Linked DNA regions of Homo sapiens: region 2 is linked to region 1. The links are chromatin loops, found by intact Hi-C in ENCODE. Cell type or tissue: heart left ventricle. All regions are shown on one strand. Links, peaks and the distances in the headings refer to the core of each region. The heading gives the core; the rest is flanking DNA. Region 1 overlaps WIPF1 (WAS/WASL interacting protein family member 1). Region 2 has its middle 76 kb from the start of CHRNA1.

Evidence for each region. A loop is a pair of places that touch in the nucleus more often than their neighbours do. Peaks named below come from ENCODE experiments on the same cell type or tissue, not always from the same donor. Only the 100,000 strongest peaks of a DNase experiment are listed, where the experiment ranks them.
Region 2: it touches region 1 in a loop (3-fold over the local background); 55 of 110 quality-filtered maps call a loop at or near these places.

Annotation. Positions count from the first base shown.
Region 1 is chr2:174,580,954-174,583,875 of GRCh38, reverse strand. WIPF1 (WAS/WASL interacting protein family member 1) reads left to right here. Exons shown (of 8, transcript NM_001375834.1): 3 at 2,437-2,566. All of the region lies in intron 1 of WIPF1-AS1 (WIPF1 and CHRNA1 antisense RNA 1), which reads right to left. Among named protein-coding and RNA genes, the nearest start is that of WIPF1-AS1, 7.2 kb to the right of the region's middle. In heart left ventricle, for the core only: no CTCF peak of the experiment used is centred there; no DNase peak of the experiment used is centred there; H3K27ac peaks cover 922 bases.
Region 2 is chr2:174,686,686-174,689,607 of GRCh38, reverse strand. No RefSeq gene overlaps it. Among named protein-coding and RNA genes, the nearest start is that of CHRNA1, 76 kb to the left of the region's middle. In heart left ventricle, for the core only: a CTCF peak has its summit at 1,335; no DNase peak of the experiment used is centred there.

The sequences.
Region 1 (2,922 bases), core at 335-2,834:
TGCACTCCAGCCTGGGTGATAGAGCAAGACTCTGTCGCAAAAAAACAAAAAACAAAAAAAAAGTTGGTCCTTCACATGGGTAAGTTTGAGAACCTCCAATCTGGCTTACATAGCAGGATTCATTTATCCATGTTTCCCCAAAAGTGTGGGCTATAGTGAACTGACTTAATAAAAAATATTAAATAAATAACACAGGTGGTATGAGAAGATGACAAAAATCATGAATCTTATACCAGAATGCTTGAAGTTTGGGAAACCTTGCTTATCTTATCAACTCATTTCTATCCGTTGTTACCTAATTCAAAGCAAGATTTTGGATAAATAGAATATAGAGATGAAGAAAGGGAAAAGGTGGGTTGGTGGCCATCATAGAACACTGCCCTTGTGAAACAACATAATTAAGGGCCCTGAACATGAGAGAAGTTAGCACCCAGGGAGGTCAGCTGTCAAAATAAATTTTGAGGCAGAACAGGAGGCTACTGAAGGTTGCTGACCCAAAACTGTTAAGAGATCCAGTGTGACACATCACTTAACCTCTCTAGGCCTCAGAGTTTTTTCATCCTTAAAATGAAGACAGCAGGTAATGTTAAGAGCTCTTTTCCAGGACATCCAAAGTATGTTAAGTTGAAAACAAACAAGTTGCAGAACAATAGAGGAGAATCCCATTAGCAAAAGCAAACTGTGTATGCAGAGAGCATTTCTGGAAGGACAGCAGAGAAACTTTTAACAAGCATGCTTCAGCGGTGTGTTGGGGCTGGATGGGGAGGGGCATTTTAGAGCCCACATTTATCCTTCTATCAGCTTGTAGGGAAGGCTCTTGACTGCCAGGGTTTGAATCCCAGCTCCTCCTCAACTAACTAGGTGCCTGGGGCAAATGATTTAAACTCCCTATACCTCAGTTTCCTTGTCTGTAAAATGGAAATAATAACTCACAGGGTTGATAAGGGCTAAATGAAGTAATACACATAAGGTGCTGAAAACAGTGCCTGGCACAGAGTATATGTTAACTATTATTATCATAAGCAAGTAATACTTCATCATTTAGTTATTTCAAGATGCTTCCAACTTTACCACTGCAATTCTGGTTAGCCTACTTCAGGGTTTTTCTGAGTTCTTCCTTTGCCTCTAACTCTGCTAATAAAAGGCTGAGTTAGGCCAGGAGCAGTAGCTCGTGCCTGTAATCCCAACTACTCAGGAGGCTGAGGCAGGAGGATCACTTGAGCCCAAGAGTTCGAGGCTGTATTGCATGATGATCACACCTGTGAATAGCCACAGCACTCCAGCCTAGGCAACATAATGAGACTCTGTCTCTAAAAAAAAATTGTTTTTTAAAGGCTGGGTAAGGTATTGAGCCATACATTTCCCCAGCTTTTCCTCCTGTGGCCCTAACTGGCAAATCTGAAATCATATCCCTGTCAGAAGGGCTGGGGCCAGCCTAGAAAGGACCTGTGGGTTTGGGGCAGCCAGACTCTCCCTGAGACAGACAAGACCTAGCCAGTTTCCAAGTGTGATAGACACAGGCACACAGGCAGGTGCCTACATCTAAGTCCATTTGCTGGTCTCTTAGTGTCCCCAACTCCCTGAAGGAACAAGATCCCAATTTCATAGTAGGTAGGGATCTTTCCTAGGAATTCTGGAAATATAAGAAAATAATCAGACATGTTAAAGCAGCATTTTTGTCCATTCCACAATTTCCATGAGCTAAGCTTTCATCAGAATTAAACATCAGAAACACCTCATGCCAACAGGACATGAGGGAACTTTTGAAGTAATGAAAATATTCTATATCTTGATTGTGACGGTGGTTTCACAACTGTATATGTTTGTCAAAACTCATAGAGCTGTAACTAAAAAGGGTGATTTCACTATGTGTAAATTACACCTTAATAAATCTGACTTAAAAAGAGAAAAAAAGCATCTTTGGCAATATACACAGAGGGAATTATTTTCTAGAACTTTAGTGGGTTTAAAAAACATACAGCTGACTCTTTTTGCTAGAGACAGTTTTTCCCTTGCACTGGGGTAGTTCTAAAAGATGGGAAAAGGAAGTTATTCTTCAGGGTACCCTCTAGTGAATGACGTCTGGTAATGTCCTGCAGAATCCTCCCAGACTTAAAATTCTTTTCTCGTGTCTAGTCATCTCACCCTAACCTGGCCCTGTTAGTTTCAGTCAGATTGTGGTCTGAATTTTCAGAGACTTTAATCAAGGACTGACTCTTCCTCCCTTAAAAATGAACATAATTTATTGCTGCATCTGCTTCCAAACGTCTGGATCTTAAAAAGAAAGATATGGGGTCTAAAACTTGTCGAGAATTTACAACCTATCACCAAGAACCTTAACAACAAGCTTCCCGTACCCAACCTTTCCCAGCCGAGTGTTACAATGCATGATTTTAACCCAAGAGATGACTACTTGTTTGTATGGCTCCCTTTCAGGCCAATACAGAGAAGCCTACCTTGAATAAGACAGAGCAGGCTGGGAGAAATGCTCTCCTTTCTGATATCAGCAAAGGGAAGAAACTAAAGAAGACGGTCACCAATGACAGAAGTGCACCAATACTGGACAGTAAGTAAAAAAAGGCTATCTACCATGGAGAGGAACAGTTTATGGCCTAATAATCAACCCTACCCTCACCACTCAATTTTTATTTTATTTTATTTTTTGGTTAACAACAGCTGCAAAGCTAGCAAAATAAGGGACTGTATCACTCCCTGTAGGCCGCAGCTTTGGCTTGGGTTCCCCTCTAATGCTGCAAGAAGCCAGTATAATAATTCTTTGTCCAAGACATACACAGCAGCAATTCTCTGCATTATTCACAACACTTTCTGGAGATTAACCCATTGCTCCTGGCACCACAGATGAGGAGGCAGCATAAAATATGGAAAGAGCCCTAGCCTTGGAATCAAAAGCTGTGGGTTCAA
Region 2 (2,922 bases), core at 235-2,734, 110 kb before region 1:
CACATCCCCTCCTCTTCAGGCCCAGGGTGGTAATGGCCCCCTGCCGTTCTAGCTCTGCAGCGTGGCACCATCCCTTGTTCCTTTCCCTACACTCCTTTGTAAACAATTTCTTTACTAAGCCTTCCTATAGCACCTCATTTGAGAAGCTTTCTGTTTCCTGATGGAGACTGCCTGCCAAACAATCCAAACAGTAGCTTTAGTTAGCCACTTTTTGGTTCCTAATGTGATGCTAACAGGAACATGGGTGAGAGTACTGGACAATGATGATGATAGTCATGGTAGCAACAAAAACAATGAACTTTTCTTGAGTGTTTATTAAAGTCAGACACTATTTGTATTAGTTGACATGCATTAACTTACTTTCGGCCCACGACCCCTTAGTGAAGAGCAAGGAAGGAAGCCTCTAAGATGACCTCAATCACCAGGGCGAGCTGATATTCATATTTATGTGCCACACTCTTACCTTAAGTGTGGGTTGTATTTAGAGACTTGCTTCTAATGAGTAGAATACAGCACAGTGATGTGATGTCACTTTCAAGTTAGGTTACAAAAAGACTGTGGCTTCCATCTCACGTGTCCCCTCTTGCTCAGTCACTCTGAGGGAAAACAGTTGCCATGTTGTGAGCTGCCCCAGGGAGACATCCACATGGCAAGGAACTGCTCTCTCCAGCCAACAGCCAGTGAAGACCTGAATGTTGAAACAGCCATGCAAGTGAACTGGAAAGTAGCTCATCCTCCAGTCAAGCCTTGAGACTTGGCTGGCACCTTGACTGCAGCCTTGTGAGAGATCCTGAACCAAAAACACCCAGCTTAGTTACCAGATTCCTAACCCACAGACACTAGGAGACAATAAGTGTGTAAGTCACAAGTTTTAGAGTAGTTTGTTACACAGCAACACAAAATGAATACAAAGGGGGGTGCCATTATTATTGTCCTCATTACAGATACAGAAACTAAGGCTTAGATACCTGCCCTAGGTCACACTGGAAATCAAAAAGGCAAGATTGGTAGCCAGACAACCTCACTGAGCACTGATGCTCTTAACCATTGCGCATGAAACAGTCTATGAGGGAATTTCTTTATAAGAATTAGCTACTTCCGTTTTTGTATATTGTCATTGGAAGTACAGGCTGCTACCAACATTTTGGAGAGCAATTTAGTAGTATCTATCAAAAAGTGCAAACACTTCCATCTTGCAATTCTGACTACCTAATGGAAGTTACTTCTGTGAGTCAGGATACTAAGAAGAATGTAGATGCATGAGCATTTAAGAGCACGAGTGTTTATTATGAATTTTTAAAAGACATATAACTGGAAGTAACATAAATGTCCACTAAGAGGCGCTTTGGTTGAATTATGACACATTATACAGTAAAAGACTATGCAGTTCTTAAAAAAGAATGAGGTTGATTTATATTTAGAGAAATGGAAAGACAACCCTTGTTACCTGTGGTAGGCAGAATTCTAAGATTTTCATCCCCTGGTGTATGCACACTTTCTCTCACTTGTTCAGTCAAACACTGATCTAGATGCTGCCGTGAAGGGATTTTGTAGATGTGATTGGAGCTGCATTTAAGATAGGGAGATTATCTTCAATGGGCCTAGCATAATCAGCTGAGACCTTAAAAGGAACTAGGCTCTTCCAGGCAAAAGAGACTAGAAGTATGAGAGGGATTCCACATGAGGGAGATTCTCTGTTGCTGGCTATGAAGACGAAAGCCATGTTGCAAGGAATGCAGGTGGCTTCTAGGAGCTGAGAGCAGTCCCACAGGTGACAGCCAACAAGGTAACAGGGTCCTCAGTCCCACTACCATAAGGAATTGAATTCACAGGGGCCAGTGACCTGAATGAGCTTGGAAGTGGATTATTTTCTCCAGCACCTCCACATAAGAACTCAGCCCACCTGTGATACCTGTGAACTGAATCACACCATGTCCTGACTTCTACAGAGCCATGAAATAATAAATGGATGTTGTCTTGAGCTGCTAAATTTATGGTAATTTGTTACACAGCAACAGGAAATGAATGCAATAGATTATTTAGCGGAAAAAGAAAAATAAATTAGAAGAAGATGATGTACAATATAATCACATTCACCTGGCTTTCATTAAATATTTGTTGATGAAGAAAAATAAAAATACATAGAAAAAAAGACACAGGGAAGAATATATACCCTACCATTAGTGGTTATCTCTGGTGAATGGGATTGCAGGAGACTCACTTTCTATATTTTATGCTTATGGAATATTTGAATTGTTTAGAATGAGAACTATTTTTAGTAAGGGAAGAAAATGATAAAGTGAAAATATTTACTAAATTTGCTATCTCAGACTAAAGTTTAAATTTTATCTTGTTCAACTCTTACTGTCTTAAGTCTTTTTTTGGAATACGGTGTAGTGTAAATAAGTAAAATATCTAGCTCTCAAGAGCTCAGTCCTTTCAGTTTTGGATATATCTATTAAATATATGCTGAGCATTTTTTAGGTGCAAAGCAGCTTCCTTCCTTCCTTCCTTCCCAACACATCCTGATTCTTCACAGTATCCCTGGCCTAGCATGGTGCTGTCGTCCCACATAGCATTCCATTTCCTCCCTGCATTGATGCAGAAGAGAAAACCCAGGCTGTTAAACAGCCTTTAGCCAGATCTACCTGAACCTCAACAATTCCTTCCAACAATAGAAACAATATTTTTTTATTTTGCTATTTGGCACCAAGGAATCTGGATGCCAGTCAATTCAGGTCATTCACACCAGCAGAAGCTCAAAAGAGGGAACAATAATAGGAAGTAAAGCCAAGAGACAGTATTAAATAGTGGTTAAAACAAGGGTGTTAGCATCAAAATAATCTGGATTTAGAAGGTCACAAGCTGAGTGGTCTTGGGCAGGTTACCTAAGCTCTCTGAGTCACAGTTTTCTCATTTGTA